Regions from separate parts of the Homo sapiens genome. Here regions 2 and 3 are each linked to region 1. Evidence: chromatin loops called from intact Hi-C (ENCODE). Cell type or tissue: endothelial cell of umbilical vein. All regions are shown on one strand.

Region 1 (8,000 bases):
TGTAACTGTTCTTTTCCTAGGACCTATCAATTATTATGTCAATTGACATGATTCGAGCAGAGTTCATTTTTTTCACTCTAAAGCACAAAACAATACTAGGAATGGTAAAGGATGTCATAATTTTTAAACTAAGAACCTATAATACACTCTAAATGCAACAAAGAGGTCCCTAAACTCACTTCTACCTTAAGCCACTTTTTCTGAGCAACAAAATGTCTTGGCAATCAAATAATTCATTGAAACAGTAACAGCAGTCTAGTCAGATGAGGTTTCTTTGTTTAACCCAATTTTGCAGGATGAAACTGTTTAGACGTGGACTTAGTGACTTCATTTGAACCTTTGTAGGCACATGCCTTGTTGAATTGGATGGTAAGAGGAGATTCATATGCACCAAAGCCCATATTCACACTCTTATTTCAATATTTTTTAACTGGAATTTAATTTTAAACTTGAATAGAAATCTGAGAAAATTAACATGTGGTCAAGGTTTTAGGTGAACATAAAATTACCTAACTTGATGAGGACAGTGTACAAATTCTTGATAATCAGCAAATGTTAAGCAGAAAATTTGAGCACTGTTTTGGGTATTTTTTATCTCGTTCTTGCATTTCAACACCAAATTCCTTTAACATTTTTTTCACAAATCATGGAAGGAAAAGGAAATAATAATAATGATGGCAATGATCTATTTTGACCATCTTATTATTTTCACCTTATTCATCTGGGAGCTACAGTGCAGTCTTAACCATCCCATAAATACTGATCTAGCCAAAGGAAACAGACTGTATTTTCCCTCGACTCTTTGCACTGATATATTGAAATAGCAGGGAAGAAAAAAAAAGGCCCATAATGCTTCATTAGTTAATTGTGCAGAGCACAGCTCTTTAGGGGTAAACAAGTGAAGGACATTTGCTGAATGGCCCATCCTCGTCATGCATATTATGGCCTAATGATGCTAGTAATGGTAGGAGGCTCCTGGAGAGTCATCTGTCAAATTAGCACATTGAATTATTTATTGCCTCAGAGTAAAATTGTTGAAAGGTAGCAGCTGAGACATGGTTTTTATAAATCTAAAATTCAGAAAAAAATACTAAAAAACTCATACAGCTGCTTTGAGGGTATATTCGTTTTTTAACACTTGCATTTATGAACACAATAGTCTTTACTGAGTAAATAGACTGAGTTTGTTTCTACCTTTAAGTCTGATTTGTTGTGTGTTTGTGTGTGTGTATGAAGTCCTGAGTATTTTATGTCATTAGTGATAGTGTAATAACCTAAAATTCAGGTTAATTGTTAAGTCTTCATAACTCATTTCATCTATATCACCAATGATAACCATAAGACAAAATGCCAATTTTTACTAGGCTGTGCGCCCAGAAACTAACATGGAGAGTATTGTTCTTGACTTCCATGTCTCAATTGTTCATATTTTTGTTCTACCACAGTGTTGTCTAAGACAGAAAATCTGCCTTCCTAAGACTTAGGGGAAAAGGCAAACCTATGCTAAACTCTTAAAAAAAAAAAAACAGTAAATATAAGAAACATAAACTAAGAGGACTCTAAACATTACAAAGCCTAATACAGTCAAGGTCTTTCAAAACATATTAATTATTTGTTCAGTATTTACTTAGTGGATACCGACAGAAAGTGTTTTTTCTATTCATACATATTATGTACAGAAATAAATTCACTTACTAATTTCTTCCACTGGCCAATGAAGAGTCACTGTTCTGAAAGAAATTAAAAAAAAAAAAAAAAACAATTAACCAATTCTATGTGGTCCCTATTACCTCTTTATTTCTTTTCTTTTTTCTTTTTTTTTAAATTCCTGCTCTAAACAGATAACTAACTTGGGAAGACTTAACATTTTGATTATAAAATAGATCACTAATTTCAAATAAGCAGGGTTACACTATGTATTATTTGGCCTCAAAGTAGCAATGTAATGAATTTCTTAATAACATTAAATTTAAATCACTATGAGTAATTGAGAACATATATGTGTGTGTATATGTATCCATTTGGTCAGAAACAACTCCAGTTAATTCTAGTAATGTTCTGAGTGGTAGAAGAAACTGGCATCTGGCAACTTCTGGGTGGCTGGCCTGCTACTGGGAAATGATCATAGAGAAAATAGCATCAAATCAGGGTCTTGAAATATGAATGGGCTTTCAATACCCAGGGAGAAAGACAAAACCAGTTATCTTGGAGAAAAAACAGGTTGGAACAGGATATTGGGAAGATATAAAGAAAATTAATCTAAAAACCAAGTTGTATAAGATCATGGAAGGTCTTGACATGTTAAGAAGCATATAATTTAAGGGAAAAAATTCAAACAGATATAGAGAGATAGATTCAGCAGAAGAATCTTTAGAAAAAGTTTAAATAATGTTGGATAAATTCTAAAATAATATATATATTCTAGTTTTCATCATTATCACTACCATAAATATGGTATGTGGTTTTCCACATGGGAAAGGTGAAGAGAGAGAAAGAGGAAAAGTAGAAGTACTAAATTAAGTGGCCACTGTCCTGGGAGAATTGTGATGCTAATTATCAAGTAAAAGAATCAGGGAGAGAGGGTCAAATTTAATAATGAAGACAACAAAATTTCATTATTGACATTTGGAGTTGAAGATTTTGGTGAGGCATTTAAACCAAAACGTCCAGAAAGTTGTTGAAAAGTGAAAGTGTAGCTCAAAGAGAAGTGAGTTAAAAATTTACAGCTGATAAATGGAAATTTCTTTCACGTGGATAGAAAGTCATGCGAATAGCTAAATTGTTTATTTGGTGTGGTTTGGCCAATGCAAATGTTGTCTGCCTGCATATTTTACTTTCTTTTGATAATATGGGCATCGTGTTGAACAATTACTGTTTTTATTACCCCATCAATTTTCTCATCAAGATCTGATTTTTCTTATCGCTATTGCTATTTTAATTCTTTTCATCTCAGCTCTTCTTTCTGAAGTTCTTTTGTATTGACCTTCCTTTTCATCTTTATTAATTTTGTATTTTTCTTTTAAACTCTTTACTGAAATGAAAAATGTTTACTCTATATTTCAAGAGCTTCAGTGTTTCATAGATACTCTCTAACTTAATAGAAGTAAAAAGTATGGGGAAATTGTTATTCTCAGCTTGTAGCAGTTGAAGCAGACCTGCTGATGACCCAGGTCTATGCAATTCCAAAGTTTTGATTTGGCTTTTTTGTTCTTTCTATATCACATTGCCTCCTCCATAGACACTATCTCAGCTTTTTACCTTCATTTCCAATAGCTATCCTTAATCCCTTACTCCTATCCCATTTTCTCTTATCAGTCACCTCTCTTATTATGGATCTACTCCTCCAGTTGGCACTCTTCCTCATGCTGCTGTTCTGTGTCTTTAAATCCTCTTCTCACCTTTCCGTATGCTCATCTGCTCAAACCATTAAGTTTTATCAACCCAATAACATTTATAACAACTTTACCTTTAAAATTGATGATGGAGTTGTAAGTGGTCTCAAATTCACCCTTCATTCAATACTCAAAAGATGGCATTGAAATCCCTTGCTATGTTACAAAAGTCCACACTGTGACAACAGAATGGAAAAGTATAATTTTGGCTGTATGCCATTTGCCTAGACGAATCACCAACAGTTTTGCTGCTTATATGAATACATTTTAAATTGTAGTATTATTTTTCTTGTTCACAAACTTGTAATATGTGGTCAAAAACATATTTCAAAGGTGAACACTTTTTAGACAGTAAAACTGCTCCAAGCATTCAAATTTTTTAAATATCATGCTACTTTTTTTTCTTTTAGAGTGGTTATCTATTAGGTAATAGCTGGGTTTGATTGCGGCAGGATATCAACTGATGCCTACCTGGCAATTAAGAAAACCAGAACTTCGTCTATCATACCCCCAAAGAACTGTAGGATTGATACCTGGAACAGGGAGGATTAGCAGCTGACGGTTGGAGCAGGTCATATTGAGCTTACTTCAGAGGAAGAATACACTAATTTCATATCTAGGAGTTTGCGTTGAAATAAATGTGGGAAGGTATGTTATTTTAAAGGAGCCATATTTACATCGACCATAAAACCTGAGGGAATGCTGCTGGTATTCCAGTAGGTGGCAATCTTCCCCCAGAATATGCAGCTAACCAAGGTCCTAGTGCAGGTTTGGGATGTGCAGCTTGTCTAAATTAACACCAAGGATTCTGTCTCTAAAAGTTCAAAACTTCAACAAAAGAACAAACCTCTTTGTATATTAGAATACTTTCCATGCTCTTAGTAAACCAAATCTTAGTGGATTTACCTTGCATCACCAAACTAAATCAGGCATTCTTTGGGCCTTATCTTTCCTTTTCATGAGTTATATATGTACAGCGATATAAGTATACCATCTCCACTATCCTTCTCAAATTATTCGTGTATATTAGAAACTGCTCTTTGCCAAACATCAATTTATAACACTATCAAGACAGTTAATGAGAACCTGTAAAATGTTATCACCCTTGCAATATGTTTAAGGCAGAAAATTTAAATGATTCTGTGGACTACATGTGACTCTCCGCTATATCTATCCCATCAATTAAGGAATTGTAAGTTGAAGGTTTTGTAAAGGCTTTTGCAAAATAACAAGTGTTTCTCAGTGCAAAGTTTGAAAAATAGATTTTATGGGGAAATGCAAAGCAATCAGAATGCCTTATCTGTGGAGAGAAAGTTTATAGGAATATTTGCTATGCTGTGATACTAGATTTTTGTTGTAAAATCTTCTAAGTGATGTGTAATATAATGGTTACTGCTGTCATTCTGGGATTTTAATGTCATTCTTCCAAACAACCACAGCATAGGCTAGGTGCAGTCTTTGGTCTTCTCATGTTTTTTTGTTTGTTTTGTTTTTAAATAAATCTATTATTTTATTTTAAGTAATTATTTTCTAATTTGGCATATAGTCTCATAAATATGGACTAATATGGTAGCATTACTACTGTTAGGTAATATTAGGTTCTTCTTAACTTCTGAGTAAAAGAGAAATGTGTGTTTCCCTGTTCCCTTGATGTCATATGTGTGTGTGACTTACTTTAGCAAAGAAACAAGTGTGAGAGTGATCTATGTCACTTCCAAGCAGAAACATGGAATTGTCAAAATGATAGTTTCCAAACTGTGGCTTCTTCATCAGCCTCAATCATTTGGTGAAGTCAAAGTGGAAGAAAATCCCTAGTTTACCAGAACAGATATGTAGCATGGTCCAAAAATAGATCTTTATTGTTTTAGGCCACTGAGATTTTGGACTTGTTTGATAGCTTAATGTAACTTAATCAATCCTAACACTATAAAAAGGAATTAAACTTAGTACTATAAGATAGATGATAAGTACTATTAAGTCATATATTCTGCTCAACTCTCCTCTGTTAGGACAGTAAATAAATGTAATGCATGTATAGACAAAATATACTATGGAAGTATATACCTGGGCACTAAAATTATCTCAAACTAATAAAATGCTTTCCTAATATGGAGCCAGCTTCTACATTCTCCTCCTCTGGGTGAAAGCTGGACTCCTCTATAATTGAGAATCTTCTAGTAAATCATTTTCTAGATCAATATTAGAAAATCAAAGGTTTAACTGAAAGTGTAGACAAGTTAAACTTCAGGACTTTCTTAGGTAAAAAATGATTATAATTGGTATGTAGCTAATACATATGCTTTTCAGATCCCTACCAAGCTGTATCTCAACTGCAAGACTTTTCAGATACTTCAACATTCAACATTCATTGTGAATTTCCAAGAATGAAAGATAACATTACTGGCAAAGTCAGTTTATTATTGACTAATAATAAATTCCAGGAAATGTAATGCCACTCTGTCTTGTGCTTAAACAAAAATATTTCCTCATGTAAAAAACAGTAGTGCATTTAACCATTATAGAGACAATTTCCTTCATAATCATTTCCTTTTAGAAGCATACCTCTGAAGGAATTACAAAAAATTTAGAAATGATTTTCTTATTTTTTAAAATACATATTCATGGTTTATTTCTAAAGATCATAACTCTTACTCACCTGCATTGTGGTATGATTCCTGATTAGAAGGGGTAAAAGAGAGGAGTTGGGGATAGTACCACACCATCTTGGGTACACTTTTGCTGTATGTTGAGTATCTAAATCCCATCCTTCATACATCAGGACATTAATCAAAGGTTTAAACCTACTTTGTTGGTGCATGGCTTCACAGCTCTCATTGATTTCTATATTTGGTTAATAGTTGGTGGTCTAATTTACTCATTTACTCAACAATCCATTATTGCATTCCTAATAAAGACCAGGTTCTGTGTTATGCACCCAAGATACAAAGTTGAAAGTAACATGATCCCTGTTCTGAAAAAGGTCATTATTTATCAGAGAGTAAAAGTTATTTGAATGTACTATAAATGTCAAAAATAAGATATTTTCAAATACTTTGAATACCAAAGCAATAGAGCAATTAATGACATACCAGGAAATATAAGCAGAATGATCAGAAGCACATCGTCAAAGTTTATGTCGTATTTGGAGAACTATGTGTGATCTGGTATAGTTCAAATGACCCAGGGGCATTTGGAATACAGGACTTAAAAAACAATATTTATTTATGTAAAATAGTCAAATGTATAGCTTGCTTAAGATGAAACACTTTAAGCAATTAAAGGTAGACAATAAGGATATTTGAAAATCACCAAGTAATATGTCTTGTAAAATACTAACCTCAAATGGTCCAAATAAGAGGCAGATTAGAAAAGTAAGGTGGAAGGAAGGGGACATAGTGGAGATGAGGTGGAGAAATAAGTATTTATTGATCACCTAAATTTTCTAGGCATATTGGTGGTAGTTTTCACATATCATCACATATCTTATTCACAGCCAGCCAGTCAAGTAGGCATTACAATTCCTACTTCATGAACACTCTTAAAAGCTCTTGGACACAAAAATGAAAAAAAAAATTATTTTCCTTAAACTAGGAATAAAGTCCTTTTTCATAAATTTTATATTAGTTAAGTAATCTCCTTTTTTACTTATGATTCTTACACAATGATAATCATAAGTAAATGTAACTAGGGTATTGAACAATTTCAATGAAAAAAGTTAGCACTATATATTTTCATAGAAATGATGAAAATATATGTATCATATTTATGTTTCATTTAGTTAACCATATCTCAGAAATTCTTCTGGCCTTAAGTTAGCCTAAACAAACTCTTATGGGCAGAAATAGCAGTTACCTTTTTAGAAGTGGAAAGGTGTGATACCTTTCATCACCCATCATAAGGGTCACAACTGATACTCCTATGACAAAAGATTAATAAGAGAAGACTGTAACAAATGTATTTATTCAAAGTTTTACATGACATGGGAGCCTTCAGAAAGGAAAGACCCAAAGACCCAAAGAAAAACTGCCCTTTGTTATGCTTAGGTTCAATGACAAATGGATAGTCATGTAGAAATGTGATTAGACAAAAGGAAATAATCGAATGGTAATAGACTGAGGGGGGAACCAGGCAAAGCCTGGCTATTCATGTTCTTCTTGGCCTCTCTGTGTAGCATTCCTTCCCCCCACATATGGTATGGAGCAGGGTCCCTCTGGAACAAGGATCTTCAAGGGAGAAGAAAGAAGGGAGGAAGTGACCTTTCTAGGTTTTATGGATTGCTTTGGGGAAAAAGACTTCTAATTTCTATGATCCCCCTAGGGGAAGAGGAATTCTGGTTTCCATGACTCTCTTCTGATGGAAAAGAGAGACAGGAGACAAGAAGGCAGGAGAAGGCCAAGAGAACTTGCTTCTGAGGCCTTCTAATCTCCTTTAGTTCAAAGTACTCAGCATGCCAAGACAACGTACTTTGGGGTATCATGTTCTGAGCCCCACCACCTTCATAGACATACTCCTTAATCCAAGATACATTTTTTCATAAATATCACTCAACTCTATTTTTTTAATACATTCTATTTTTTTTCTGGCTAATATGTCTTGTTATTACAGTCA
Region 2 (8,000 bases), 650 kb before region 1:
TAGCATTACATAGCTAGGATGAAAAGAATTTGATAAACACTTTACATTATTTGAAGAAACATTTATCAACTAAATCTAATATTCAGTATTTGTTACCTATCTTCTGGTTACCTTTCGGCAAGAATCTACAAAGCATTTTAAGCTTTGAAGTTCCTAGCATTTTTTCCCAAATTTGAACAGACAATAAATCTCCTATTAAAAAGTTTCAGAAATGTGACACATTGTACACCAATATTTGTGGTCTTCTTTCTTTGCTTTAAAAATATAATCCAGGATTATCTGCAACCAAATGGGACAGCAATAAACTGATCCAGGCTGTTAGAAATAGAGTAGAAATCATTTAATCCAAGTAGAAGAGAAAGAAATCCTACCCATATTTTGGGGGTTCTGACATTTTTTTCTTACTTGGATCAGATGAAAAAAGTTGAAATGTCAAAAATCTAATTGAAGAGTTTTATGAGGAGAGAAACTTGTTCAATGACTCCCTTCTTCACAAAGGGAATAGTAAGATAGCAAATGTAATGTGTGTAGAGATGCTGATATCTTAAAGAAGTTTATACTCCAAGCAGATGAGAACAATCTCTCATCCTTTAAGTATTTAATTCACCAATAGTTGTTCTCAAGTTGGGGCCCTAAGAGAGAATGATGGACCCTAGATAGGATGGCTAGATCACCTTCTTGAAATTGGCTCAGTAAATATCGCGTTTTTTTCTAGGGGGTAAAATGTTAAGAATAGTGGAACTGGTTTGCCCCTGGAAGCGGGGACACACCTACATGAGTTTGAGCTTTGTAGAGAGGAAGTCTGCAGCAATGTTTTAGTGTCTCCTTTTATAATAATCTTTCCCAGCTGGCACCCTTTCTGTTAATGATCTCTTCCCACAGTTGTAGAACACAGAGAAGTTAGTCAGAATCCAGCCAGGTAGGCTATGTCCTATTAACCCAGACAATGAAGGTTTACCGATTAATGAAACTACAAATATTAAGAAATATTTCATAATAAAATGGAGGTGAAAAGCTTTGCAATAGGAATGACAAGACTCAGGTTTATCACTAACTTCTTGCTTGCTTTTTGATGTGCTTCCCTTTTGTAATGAATTATCTCAACGCTGTGATGCTCCTGAAAACTAGACTAGTAGAAATCTCCATGATAGATATCAGAATGCAGTTTATCCAAATGCAGAACATGTCCTGTTCCTGTCAATTAGGGAGAAGATAAGATATTTCCTAAAGCCTTTATATTTATTTTGAGAGGCCCAAATCATAGTTTTGTAATCCCTGAGAAGCCACCAGTAACAGATATTTTGAATAAAAGCAGAGTATCAGCCCCTGCAAAAACTAGATCCTAGACAAATTGAATTTTTATAAAACTTAGGCTTTCTCCATTTGTTCTCATTCTGCTGCTAGGTAATCCAGACACTATCTTGTCCTTCAAATTCTCTTCAGCAAAGGCCCAACTAATCTTCACTTATGTGTTAACTGTAGAGGGGTTTTACCTTGCACAAAAATAATCTGCTTTTCAGTAAGGACCTCCTGACAGTCAAAGCATTCCAGCTTTGAAGTGAAATGAGTGAATCTAGAATGTTGGCAATTCAGGGCCTTCAAAGAGAAAGAGTGATATTTCTGAGGACACTTTTGTGTTCCTTGAATGAGGATCCTGTGAATGGCCCCATATTCCATTGAGGCCATTCCAGTCCTATGTGTGCGGTGAAGTAACTTCCTGCCTTGCCTCCAATCTGCCCCAAGCACTGTCAGCATTACAGGGCTGGGCATATAGAGTTTATATTTCTACTTGGAAGGGCCTTGAAAGATCCCTTAAGAGAGCTATTACAGTCTTTTGTACATCTCATTCTTCTTTCAGAGTCTACAGTGAATTAGGAATTGGGGAGCATTCTGTTTCTCCCCTAAGGGTGATTAAGAATCCTCAAGTTTCTTGAGGATATAAAGCTATAACCTTCTTAATGGATAGAAACTTCATAAATCTAATCCTGACTGCTGTCGCATATTACTTCCAAAGTTTTTTTGTTTTGTTTTGTTTTTGAGACGGAGTCTCACTCTGTTGCCCATGCTGGAGTGCAGTGCTGCCATCTCGGCTCATTGCAAACTCCGCCTCCCGGGTTCAAGCAATTCTCCTGCCTCAGCCTCCCAAGTAGCTGGGATTACAAGCATATGCCACAATGCTTGGCTTTTTAAAATTATTTTTATTTTTTATTTTTATTTTTTTATTTTTAGTAGAATCGGGGTTTCCCCATGTTGGCCAAGCTGGTCTTGAACTCTTGACCTCAAGTGATCCACCAGCCTCGGCCTCCCACACTGCTGGGATTACAGGCATAAACCACTGTGCCAGGCCTATTTCCAGAGTCTTCTATGGGTATCCTATTATTTTAGAGAACTTGAATCTACATGGGACTTTTGGATTTGATTCCGTTTGCTTATGTATCTGTTTTATTCAATTGCTATCGTTAGTGGAAGGAGTTAATAACATAATTCGTGAGGAAGAAAGCCTGGTAGAATTTTAACAATAGCAAGAAACAGTGGTGTGCTAATTTGGTCATTGTACATATCCCAGCTTGGTATCTCAATTTTAACAATAGCTCATGTGCTAAGTCATGCATACAGATGTTGAAGATATGACCTCAGGAGATCTTTCAGGCTGTGAAGACTATTATACCTAGTATAGTTTGTTACTGAGTTGCTCACCCCCTCTAGGAAGCAGCTAATTTGTGCAGCACACATGATCTTTTGCTTGTTGTCCAAGAGTACTAGAATACACCTGATTTCTAAGGCAAGCTTTTAACTTGCAGTGCTAGTCTCTAGATATAACTTAAGATATTTAAGAAGTCATAAAATGACTTTTTTTTGCTATAAGATGAAAAATTTTTATCTCGTATATAGTATGAAGAGTTGGACATTCAGTTATGCATTTGAAATATGCAAGAATGAAGGCCACTTAAAAAAATTTGGTCTGTTTTTAAAATATGAAAACAAACTAATAATCTATCTTAGTATGGTATATAGTATTGCATACATCTGAAAATGGTATCATATTTTGCTCAGCTGGAAATTGCCCTGGTGTTCAAAGTGTTTTTCATATAAAAAGATTAAACAATATTTAGACTCATTTTTAAAAATAATTTTAAAACGCTCATTAGGGTATACTTTTCTAACACTAGATTGACTTAAAAACCAAATCTTAGCTTGCAAGAATTAGGGTGTGACCGTATAATTCTTGCTCTTTTTCTTTCAGTAAGAACATACAGTCCTATTGATTCCTTTATTAACTTAAATATTTATTTTATGTTATTCAAACTAATTTAAATGTGAAAAGTATGGATTCCTAATAATGATACGAAAATAGGTCAGAAAGCTCCATCCTTCCTGCTTATATCAGCTTATAGAAGCATGTTCTCTTCAGTTTCTGTAGATCTGTTGTGTGTTAAGGCGCGGGCAAGGGCTAAGGTAGCAATTGTTTCCTACTCCTTGCACAAAATAGGATCTGCACATTGTCAACAGGCTGGAAATAACCAAACAGCAATGATTATGATGAATGGCTTTATCTGACCAATCTTATCTTTTCCAAGCTTAAGCAAGCTTTAAAAAATGGAAATCCTTATTCAGGCTTTGCTCCTTGCCATGATCTAAGGCAGAGGCCTCCAAAACAGTAACCTATAATTGGGGTCTATGAAATGGAGGACTTCCCACAGTAAAGTAATATCTTATTCTGCTTCCTGCATCTGCTGGGAAGTCTTTAGAGTAAATCTAACAAATGTTCACAAGGAACAGTTCCAGAAAATGTTACTTTCTCTTTAAAGGAGATGTGACTGTAATGAGTATCTCTCTCTCTCTCTCTGTCTCTCTCGCTCATCACTTACTGATTTGCTAGAATTAGATGATACAGTAAAATGAGCTCCATGGCATGGAGGTTGGATTACTTATTTTTATAAAATTAGCTTGTTAATAATGTATATTTCTAGTCATGGAATTTCCTACTATGTTCTTTTTGGAACCTTTGTCATTAGTCTGAAGACCTGCTGTATCTGTTCTTTCTTCTGGATATTTTTCAGTGACCTTTGACTAATCAAAAGTAGCATTTTGGCCTGTTCTAGCATTAGGTAATAAAAATGAAACCCTTCTCCCCCCAGTAAGAGAGCAATTGTAACTCTATATTCAATTGCCAAAAATAAATAATACTATTTATTTCTATAGAAAGAACTTGAAAATAATAACATCTATAGTTTTAAATTAGAGGTCCACATATAACAGAATAGTATAACACAAAATGGCATGGAATATTTTAGCACAATAGTAGAAACCAAGAGATGTGAGCTCTATTAGGGTAAATGACTAGTCAATGACTATAAGCCCTTCAACAACGAGGACTTCTGTTATTCTTATCTGTGAAGTTAAAAAATGGGATTGTAGATGTACTAAATTATTTTTATATTATAAAATTACATAATTTACTGTGAGATTTAAGTGGCACATCCCTTTTTGTCCTGTTTTGAGTATTAAATAAGATAGCATATGGAGAGTCCTAATGTGGTGCCTGGGACTCAGGAAAGAATCGATAAATGGCAGTGATATTCCTTATGATTTTGTGAATTACATTTGTCAGTTAAAACATGTTACTTTAACAATAACCACAAGATGGCAGTATTCACCTTCATAGTTAAGTTTTTTTCTATTAAAATGCTGCGGAAGGAGTTGGGTGTATTGTTTTAGCGACTTCCAAGTAGAACAAATGAAATAGTTTTCTCACTTGAAAGGAGAGCAGTTTTAAGATTTTATGTATGTATATACACACACATCAGTTTCCAAGCTGCTAAAGATTACCTATCTTGATACATTTTTCACCTAACCACGTGTCTTCTGAAAAATTCTGAATACATTTTGGTCCCCTTCTATGTGGACTGATGCTTCTTGGATAGTGGATTCTCCTTCAGCCTTCAGGTCTATCTATGAGGATAAAACAGAGAAATAAATTATAGTTCAAATTTTGCACTTTGGCTGGTGAATCCTGGGCATAATTTGAGTAGTATGTGACACAACCTCAAAAGCAAGGTTATTTTTTAAATAACAATTTTATTTTTTAATGAAATGAAGGCTAGCTAGCTAGAAAACATAATCTTAGTTTAAAGAGTCATGAAAGAGGAAATCTGTTTAAAAGATTAAAGCCATTTGAAATGTATAGACGATTATTGAGTAGGGGAAAATGTGTTTTCCTGTGATGGTGTACATTGCACATACTTCATTCCAGTACGATTAGCATGGGAGTGTCAGTTCTTACTAAGAAGAGTTGGAACTCACACATTCATCATCACCGTGTTATTTAAATTGATTTTTTTTTCTATGGTGGATTTCTTTGTGTTTGAAGGGTCCAATTTGGTTCAGAAGGAAACATTTGACAATGAAATATGTAGGAGCCACTTGGCTAGCACATGACATCAGTTAAGTTATACAGAAACTCAAAATTAAAATTCTGATTCTTTCAAATGAAAAATGATCTCAATTTTTGTTTCCTGTGAGAGGTTTTTTGTATAAATTGACCTGTATAGCACCAAAATAGTAAGATGTCTTACAATTAAGTTTGCTCATAGAAAACATTAAAGAAAATGATTTTTATTAAAATAAAGATATACATTTATGCACATTTTTAAAAAGCACTGTAAAAAAATGAAGATCTGTAAATGAAGGAACTCTGGAGTGACACTTGCCCACATTGAGAACATAGAAACACCATTGATACATTTCTTCATATTTATAAAATTACACAAAAGTTATATATGGCGAATGGAGAATAAAACCATACCTTTGTTGGAGTATTCCAAGAGTATATAGAAGTATAGTGTATATTTTATCTATAGCTCCTCATTGCCCTTTTTTAATGAAGGTAAATGATAGACATTAATTATTCTAAGTTGGAAGATGAATTAACTTAGAAAAATAAAAATTGCTTCTAAACTCTGTTAAATTGTTTTGATGCAACCAACTTACTCCCTTTCTTCCTCCCTCCCTCCTTTCCCTCCCTCCCTCCCTCCCTTCCTTCTTTCCTTTTCTCTCTCTTTCCATTTCTTCTTTCTTTCTTTCTTTTCTTTCTTTCTTTCTTTCTTTCTTTCTTTCTTTCTTTCTTTCTTTCTTCCTTCCTTCCTTCCTTCCTTCCTTCTTTCTTCCTTCCTTCCTTCTTTCTTTCCCTTTCTTTCTTTCTTTTTTCTTTCTTCTTTCTTCCTTTCTCTTTCTTTTTAACTCTTTTTCTCCCTTCCTTCCTTCCTTCTTTCCTTCTAAATCAGCCAGCATCATAAGAATTCTGAGAGCTTTCAAAATCTTCAGCTTAGCTCTAATACTAGCTCAACTATAATTATTGTAATTAAAAACAAAAAAGAAAAAGGCAAAGCCACAGATTTAACTGTTGGTAAAAACAACAGCTTGGATGGGAACAGTTTAGATGGGAAGAGAGTGGTAGTGGTCACCATCGAAGTAGGTCAAGAAATCTTATCTGATTCTCTGGTAGTATAAAAATGTAAATTGGTGATATGCTTCAGTAATGCCTTATTTGATATGATAAAGTATTTTAATTTAATTTGATTAAAGTCACTTTAACTCAGCACACACTATGTAGAAGGCTATTCCCTCCAAAAATATATTTTTTTCTTCTTGTACTTGGCTAAAGTATAGTGAATAGATTCCTGGATAAAGAGCCTGGCATTTTGAGTTACTGTTCTGGCATTTACAAAGCCACTCAAATTCTTTGCTAATGTCTTCAGCTTCTTATCTGTACAATAAACATCTTTTGCTAGATAATCTCTGATGTCATGGTCAGAGCTCACGTTCTAGATCACCTAGACCAGTTTATTTTCAAGACTTAGTTCTATATAATTTTAAGATTTTCTCAGAAACCATATAGGGGCTGCCTTTGCCGAAATGGGTATATACTCCTGGCCAAGTTTCAGCCAGAGCAACCTCACCTTTACCTTCACTCATGTTGTACACTAGGATAAGAAGTAAGCTTTTATTTGAAGAAATTCTCTACCTTAAAATGGTTGAGAGCCACTGATCTGGTCTGGATTTTCCTCTCCCCTCATTTTATAGAGGAAAGACAAAGATCCATAGAGGTTAAGTGTTAGGTTTAGGTCACATCGTGTAAGTAAAACTCCACCCAGAACCCAGGTCCTGACCTCCAGGTTACAGCCCTGCACCTCCACTACCCTTCCCTGCATTTTGTTTCTGGTGGAGTTAGGCTGGTACCTCTGTGCATTTCAAGCATGAATCGCCCACTTCTTCAAGAGGTTGTTCAGCCTACTGAAGAATGATATCTTCTTTTCTCTCTTGGCACCAGTATTATGGAAAACAGAAACTTATTCATTCTTCTCCACTCTGTTTTAATGTACTTAGTAACAAATGGCTTCAACAAATTCTGTTAGCTAATTGTTGTTATAGAGAATGGTTCAAAATAATCTGTTTCAAAACCAAATTGCTATTTTCAGCAGATGTCACCTAAGATTTAATAGCTTGAGACCATCCAACCCCATTCAGCAGATCCAATATTATACATAGAGTGCATTTTTGCAAACTAGAATAGAGCACAGTGGGAAGTAACATGGCTCAAAGTAAGACTTGAATGGATGCTTTATTATGGCCATGCTCTAAAGCATAGAACTCCTAGGTCTTGATTGCATATTTGTCAGTGTGTTGGAGCAGACCCAGTGATGAGGTCTGAGGAAATTCTTTGCTCTGCCAATATGGGTTTATTGACCCACCTCTGTGTGGAGGTGTGCTGACCATCTATTCAGCAATAAACCTTGATTAGGCAATTTAGTTACTACAAGAAACCTACTCAGCTGATTGTCAAAGAATATGCATTTGCCCTTAATCAGCAGCTGAGAATGTTTGCACTGCAAGTTCTAGCCAGAGAACACAATTTTGAATTCTTTGCTGTTCAATTCCTATCAAAATCTTGCTTTTGAGAAATTATAATGAAGGAGGATTGACTGAGGCTATAAAAGCCA
Region 3 (8,000 bases), 550 kb before region 1:
TCTACAGCCACTGTACTCCATGTATTATAACCTGTCTTTTAAAACATTAATTCTTCCCATCAAAACCCTGCCTTCCACCATGAACCCCTATAACCAATGTGATGTCCCAAGATGGGAAACCCAAGTTCTCATAGAAAAGGAGCTAAATTTTGGCAGCTTCTTGTATGTTTTGGGCGAGGGATTTGGGGTTTGTAATATTAAATCCTGTTTCTGCCCTTTACATAGTTCCCTTTGCATCCTGATATTTTCTCTGGCACCATGCACAAGAAACGGTAAGTGACATCCTTGTCTCACCGCATCCCTAGCCTGCCTCTGGTGCTCTGTGCCTGTGCATTTTTCCCTCCACACCAGTAGTCTAGCAAAGAATAGAAACTGCAGGTCACTCTGAGCCAAGTCACAGTTGTGTTTTTATGCCAAGCCTTGAGAGAAGGGTGTTGTGGGTTTCACTTGCCAATGGCAATAGAAATTGATTGCAGGCAGCAGCCAATAACTAGGGAAAAAAAAAAAAAAACTCCACCAAGTAGCTATAGCATTAAGGAATGCTGAAATGTTGATCGCCTGTGGACTTTTCAGCTCTGCTGGAAGTAGCAGGATCAGCAGGAATTTTTTTTTTTTTAATTAAGGGATCTTCTATATACTTATGTCTCTTCTGCTATATTTCATGTTTTGTCTTTAGTTTACAAAGTATGAAGCAGTAAAAATTGCTTTACTGTCACTAAGAATCTGGAATTACTTCATAGAAATTATACCTGCTAACATATACAACTTGTAAAATCACAACACATTTACTTAAACCAGTATATCTTTTTCAGAGCTCCAATAGCCACAGTAATCATTGTTTCTTCCTTAAATTTTTCACCATGGCCATTTGCCCATTGATGCGTTTATTTGTATTTTAAAGTACTCCAATCTCTTTCACCACTTTAGATTGAGTTTTCAGAATGTGATCTTTCCGTTGCTATGTGAATCAGAACATGCTGGTTATATGCAAAGATAATATGAATGGCACAAATATAAAGTTTAGTTTTGCTGTCAGCCTAGCTCCTCTGGAATTGCTAATTTCTCTTGACAATTATGTTACTGACACTTTCTACCCATCAAGGAGGAGTTTCAATCCTAACTAACTCTAAAGTGTCATTCATATCTTTCTGTATATCTTTCTTCATTTAGATATTCCACTCCCCCAACATAGCAAAGTATAATCAAATGGACAGCAGAAATGACTAGATTAAATTTAAAACAAAGCAACGCACAACCACACACAATCATATTAGAAATAGATAATAAAAACAAATTCGGATTTTCTTTATGTTCTCATTTTTGCCATTATTTGTTTAAACATTGTACAACATATCCTGAAATCAGCAAATGTAGTCTGGAGAATCCTACAAGCACTGCATCATTATTTATTATAGCAGTAAATTTAAATAGAAATCAACAACAAAAAAGTAATAAATAAGAGTGTTGTGAATTCTGTACAATTTGTTAATTCACTTCACAGGACTTTTCCACTGTTTTTAATGCAGAGTGAAATTTACTACTGCCACAGTGGAATTGCTAGAGCCTTATAGAAAACAACATATATGCTTAGCTAAAGACTTTTATCTAATAAAGTAATTTGAAATTTTCATTAGATTCTGGTTTCTGTGGCAGCAAATGTATGCAGTGAGGTCATTCTGTCTAGACAAAGTCTATTTAATTTCTTACCCCAAATCAAACAAATTAGTTATCTATAGATCTAGGCTTATTCTACAACATCCAATATGGTTCCTTGCACCTGGGTATTTTGACTCCTACAACGAGATCACACAGCTTTATTTATACCTCATTGCCCTGATGGCCTTCCAGCCCAATTTCTAGTTTATCCAGAAATTTTATTTACTTTTAATAATATAACCTTTGCCAATCAGTTGATAATTTTTGTTTGACAGCTGCGTTGAAGTATTACATTACTTTTGAAAAATAACAATAACGGAATTGAAATATATTTATGAGTTTTTAAATAGATGAAGGTTTTAATGGTGGCAAATATTTATAATTACTAATATTTATTTGGTTAACTAGTGTTTTGATGTAGGCATCTAAGTGTAGTAGAATAATAGTAAGTTGGCTTGCAAAATATCACCTAAAAGGGAATAAAGATTACTGATCATAAGATTTCATAAATTATATAAATCTTTTATTGATTTAATTTACTCACATAAAGTTATATATAAAAATATGCTAGTCTCTGCTAGCATATGGAATTTTTGGTCCTAGCTCTTAGCATGTTTTATTGAGGGCAAGATTTTTGGAATTTTCTGTTTATATGGAAAAATTACAGCAAGGCTTTTGTTCATACACAAAACTGCAGTCGGTAATTTGTCCCCTACTGTGGAAGAGTTTAATTCTGTGGATAAGATTTTCTTAAACTCCATTTCTTAATATGATCAAAAACTAAGTTTTTCTCAAGCAAAAAATGGTTACTTTTTAATTATGAGGATTTTGGCCACATGTTTGTCTTGCCTGAAGTCCACTTAACTGCTTTGTTTGTTGCTGCTTTGAGTTCCGATTGTTGTTGGTATTTCCTAGTATTCTGAAACCCTGGGCTATTTCCGACTAAAATTACAATGTGTAGTTATTAATTTCATCAGATTTGCAAGGTACATCCTTCTAAAAGGGCTTGTACTGTTGAGAAATATAATCAGGTTTCAACATTCTTATGACTTTTAATATACACTGTATTTGGTTGTTTTTTGTCCATCTCAGCAAAAGCGTATACATATATTTAATTTTATTGATCTTATTTTGTTCTGTTTGGCGCCAGATATAATTTATAGTTGTTATGACTGAAGTTTAATATGTTAGGTCATGCATTTTTGTTGGTGTTAGTTTTTCTGGTCAGGGAAGGAAAGGGTGATCAACGGTAGGATCAACTAAGCTTTGTTTGAATTTATCTACTCTTTAAAGACTCTATAGCCTCATTCAATATTAGAGTACTACATTTGGATGATAGTAATGTGCAAGTTTAAACATTATTGTTAAAATGGGTATAAACATAATAAAAATTAAAATATACTCAGAAATTTCCAAAAATCTTGCCTTCAATAAAGCACATTAAGAGCTAGGACCAAAATTTCATATGTTAGCAGAGATTAGTATATTTTCATCTATAATTTTATGTAAATAGATTAAATCAATAAAAGAGCTATATAATTTATGAAATCTTATAATCAGTAATCTTCATTCCTTTTTAGGTATCACTTTTACAATCCAACTGACTGTTATTCTATGATAGTTAGATGCCTATATCAAAACACTTGCTAACCATATGAATGTTAAAAATTATAACTATTTGCCATCATTAAAACATTCATCTATGTAAACTCATATTCTTCCTAATTATAGTAGGTTAAAAGCTTTCCTAATTTTTTGTAATTAAATCAATCATTATTTTTATACTTCAAATTTGTACTTATGTAATTATGACAATTTATAAGGCTACATAAAACCTAAAATATTGATTATAAGATTACTGTTTTAGCTTGTGGGGTTATCATCTAAGCTGGATTTGTATATTGAGATGAATTATACTTTCATTTAGTATGCTGTTAAATAATATTTTGCTAAATAACATTTTAATTTTTGCATCCATTAAATTAAAATAAATATCCTTTTTTTTTTTAGTAACAGGGCATTTGATAATTGAGTGCTATCCCTTTGTTTTCTAAGCAACGTGGTAGTGGTAAGATACAGACAATAGTAGAATGCCTGGAATCAAAAGTGGTATTGTTCACTTATTTATTCCAAAAGAGGGCAGCAAAAGTCTATTTTATATAATCTTCTGCCATGTGCAGATGCCTTCTGGTCAGTGGTTATTTTTGCATGACTCATTCTTATTTTAAAATCAAATATCCCTTTCCTCTACTCAAAATACAAATTGAAAATAAATAACAAAACCAATTTATTGTGAAAAATATTTAGAAGAACATAAAAACAAAACATAATCTTACCTGAAGCAGGTAATTTATCAAAAGAAGAAAATTCTGCCAATTGTCATGGTTTTCTTTGTCTCACTCTTATCAAATGCAATTAAAACTGGAATCAAATTGTTTTAGCCTTCATTTATTCTATGTTCTTATCACTACATAGTCACTGAAAAAATGTTTATCTAATTGTACATAAAGCATCAACACTGTATTTCTGTTATAAAATTATTGCTGATTTTTAAAGAATAATTGTAATTTTAAACAAAATTTTGGCATCAAAAAATGAGGAAACCTTTTGACTGAGAAATCAAATGTGATTTCAGTCAAACTTTAGGTGCATAAGTTACTGCTCTAATGATGGTTAACTTGAAATATGTTTCTGTTTATCTTTATTTTGTTGAGTTTCTCCTTAAAGAAACATTGAACCCTGAACTCACATTAAAAGAAGCATCAGAAGATTGGGCTTCAAAAATTTCTTCCTTTCTTACATACAGTTTTTCAGGCTTCAACTTTTTATGCTTTAGCTATGTGAAAAGTTGTCCTTTCATTTTTTTAATAAAATAATCTTAAAAATATTGAGCATGCAATTAGATGGCTTTCAAATCTTGGAATTGAAACTAATGAGAAGTAGGAGAATGAGGGTTGCAAAATGTCTGAAATGTCAACTATCTTTAAGTTGCTGAAAAACAACATGAATTTATAGTCATTGGCTAGTACTTTCAAGAGGAATGAAGGAAAATAAATAGGGAAAAGAGAGCATATTGTGCTGAAGTAGACTTTCTTCATGACAATGTCATCCTTTGATAATTGATATGGTTTGGCTGTGTCCCCACCCAAATCTCAGCTTGAATTGTATCTCCCAGAATTCCCACGTGTTGTGGGAAGTACCCAGCAGAAGGTAATGGAATCCTGGGGGCTGGTCTTTCCCGTGCTATTCTTGTGATAGTGAATAAGTCTCACAAGATCTGATGGGTTTATCAGGGTTTTCTGCTTTTGCTTCTTCCTCATTTTCTCTTGCCGCTGCCAGGTCAGAAGTGCCTTTCACCTCCTGCCATGATTCTGAGGCCTCCCCAGCCACGTGGAACTGTAAGTCCAATTAAACTTCTTTTTCTACCTGGTCTCAGGTATGTCTTTATCAGCAGTTTGAAAACAAACTAATACAATAATAGTAATGAAATGCCAAATTTCTCACACATTAACTTTCTCTATTTTGATTTAATTTTTTATTTGGTACATTTACAACTTCTGGAACCATCTTATCTTTCATAAGTAACTACATCCTAAGCTTTTTACTTGGTAATGGAAAAAGCAATTCATAGACAACTTCATGCACTAAGTATTGCATGTAAAATGATAGCATGGTATGTAGCACACTGTAAGTACTCTTTATTATTATTATTACTTTATAACTATCATCTTTTCTTATCTGAGCACAGAAACGCACTTTCATAAGTCATCCTGCAGAATGTTTCTTGACAAGCATGTGTTACGTTAACGGGAGATAATGGGATAGGATTACCATGAGCTAGCAGGTGTGTTTGCACAGCCCAATGAATCCATATTTATAGACAACATTTATTGAGCATGTATTATGTGACAGGCACAATGCTAAGTATGTTATGTGTATTATATCACTTAATCCACCCAGGAGGAAACTGAGGTTTAATAGTAGAGTGATTTCTTGTTGTGAGGGAAAAATATTGATCTGCATAACTTTTAGGTGAAAAAGAACTAATTCAATGCAAATAGTGGAGTTGAGAGTTCCCCAGCCTTATCTTTCTATTCTGGCCTGGGTTTTTACTCCACTTGAAGTGCTCAATGCCTTCTCATTTTTCTCACTTTTTTTCTTACAGCTTTCAACCTATGTTCTCAGGAAAAGATCAAAGTGTAGCCCTATACTCTTTAATGTAATTTTAAGTTACTATGTTACTTTTCCAATACTTTGCATTTTAAGACATCTAGTATTGTGGATTGGAAGTTTTGTCATCAGTTAAGGGGCATTCTGATATAAATCAATAGATGGGAGAAATATTGGGTGGTTTGGGGAGGGTTGTGGTGGCAGCAAGCTGGACTTTCAGTATTTTCCAGTCACAACATATGTACAAGTACCCTTAAGACAATAGATAATTGCAGTCCACACAATCAGGCCTAGTAGCCTGGGCTATAGTACATGCTTAATAAATTGTTGAACGGGTAAAAAAATACATATGAAACATTTTACACATATTGACTAATACAACCCACACGATAATCCTGTGAAGTAAATATTGTTCTTATTTTCATTTTGCAGCTGGGAAACCTAAAGCCAAGAGGAGTTAGGAGGCTGCCTAAGGATGGTAGAGGGAATATTACAAATCTTGGCATTCTGGCTCTATAGTCTAATGCTCTTCACCTTTGTTTTCTGTTTCTCACTTTCTGTCTCTTTCTGTTTTCCAGAGTTTCATCCATCCTTGGTATTCTTCACATCTTAATCTCTACTTTCTATGTAAAGGATATCATATTATTCCTTGGTCATGACTACTAATTAAAGTGCACAAATTTAAATTTCTGTATCAACTTGCTATTGTATTTTCAAGCATCTACCAACATCACATGGGTCTCCCAAAACTTCTCAACCCCAGCAAGTCCCAAGCTGAATTTATTATCTTCCCTGCCAAGCTATATTCTTCTTTTTTTCATCATCCACTAACCTATCAAATATTTAAAAAACTTATGGTTGTATGTGGCTCTTAATTCTCCCTAACAGCCTACATCTGTTGAATTGCCAAATCTATCCTTTTAAGGTCTTTACACCTGTCTTTTTCCCTCTCCTTCTCTACTGCTAAAATCATTATTCAAACCTTCATCTTATATCACCTCGATTATCACATGACTCTTTTAATTGCTGTCACTGACACTGTCTTTTCCCACTAATTCTTTTCCATAGTCTGTCACCATTGTTATCCGAAAAATTATTCTCTCATAACTTTACCTGCTTTAAAACAAGCCATCAGCATCATGCCATTACCTACAAGATAATCTTCCTTTTGTGGCATCTAAGACCTTCCACAGAAGTGAGGGGTTCCTTTGTCAGCATCTTCTTCTGCCTCTTCTCCTGCACGTCCTCTCCTCCAGCCCAACACGGTTTCACGCTTCTCTTGGTGTGCTCCTCTTTCACATCCCTGGACCATTGTTCACTCTCTTTCTTGCCTTTCCTGCCTTTGGTTTGCTCTTGTACTCCTAGAAAATTAATTTATCTTTATAGCCCTGCTAAAATTCCATGGATTATTTTCCTAATACCTTCAGGAATAATTACTGACATTCCATGGCATTTGAAGTTTTAATTATTGAATTTTCATTTTGAGATGTTTGATGAAAACAAAAATAGGTAACACATAAGAAATGAAGAAGAATTATAATTGAATTGTAATTCCATCAAACACCTGATGAACTAGATTATGAAAATTCTTTTGAAACTACCTGGATGTACTTCCTCACTGCCACCAACTGCCTCCCATCAAATTTAATCACTATGTTGAATTTAGTGTTTATATTTCTTTTGCTCTTTAAAATAGTATAACTAGGAATGTATGTGTCTTTAAAAATATAATGCGTATATTTTTGAGTCTCATTCAAATCCTATCGTATTGTATATTGTCTACCGCAGTTTCTTTTGCTTACTCAAGACTATATTTCTAAGATTCTTTGGATATTGCCTATGGGCTGAGGGTAATTCATTTTCACAGTTGTATTATATTTCATTTTAAACTATGTCACATGTATTTGTATTTTTTTTTCTGTCTTTTTTTTTGAGATGGAGTCTTGCTCTGTTGCACAGGCTGGAGTGCAATGGCGCAATGCAACCTCTACCTCCTGGGTTCAAATGACTCTCCTGCCTCAACCTCCCGAGTAGCTGGGACTACAGGCACCCGCCCCCACACCCTGCTAACTTTTGTGTTTTTAGTAGAGACGAGGTTTCACCAGATTGGGCAGGCTGGTCTCGAACTCCTGACCTTGTGATCCACCCACCTTGGCCTCCCAAAGTGTTGGGAT

Evidence for each region. A loop is a pair of places that touch in the nucleus more often than their neighbours do. Peaks named below come from ENCODE experiments on the same cell type or tissue, not always from the same donor. Only the 100,000 strongest peaks of a DNase experiment are listed, where the experiment ranks them.
Region 2: a loop joins it to region 1, with 23 times the contacts of the local background. A loop is called at or near these places in 5 of 110 quality-filtered maps.
Region 3: it touches region 1 in a loop (11-fold over the local background); 3 of 110 quality-filtered maps call a loop at or near these places.

The regions. Positions count from the first base shown.
Region 1 is chr5:52,003,545-52,011,544 of GRCh38, reverse strand. LINC02118 (long intergenic non-protein coding RNA 2118) reads right to left here and starts at 3,514. Exons shown (of 4, transcript NR_147166.1): 1 at 3,467-3,514; 2 at 1,696-1,730. In endothelial cell of umbilical vein, a CTCF peak has its summit at 4,109 (motif pointing right); a DNase peak (open chromatin) is centred at 4,124.
Region 2 is chr5:52,654,032-52,662,031 of GRCh38, reverse strand. No RefSeq gene overlaps it. Among named protein-coding and RNA genes, the nearest start is that of ITGA1, 130 kb to the left of the region's middle. In endothelial cell of umbilical vein, a CTCF peak has its summit at 4,656 (motif pointing right); a DNase peak (open chromatin) is centred at 4,751; H3K27me3 peaks cover 711 bases.
Region 3 is chr5:52,556,363-52,564,362 of GRCh38, reverse strand. No RefSeq gene overlaps it. Among named protein-coding and RNA genes, the nearest start is that of ITGA1, 230 kb to the left of the region's middle. In endothelial cell of umbilical vein, no CTCF peak of the experiment used is centred here; no DNase peak of the experiment used is centred here.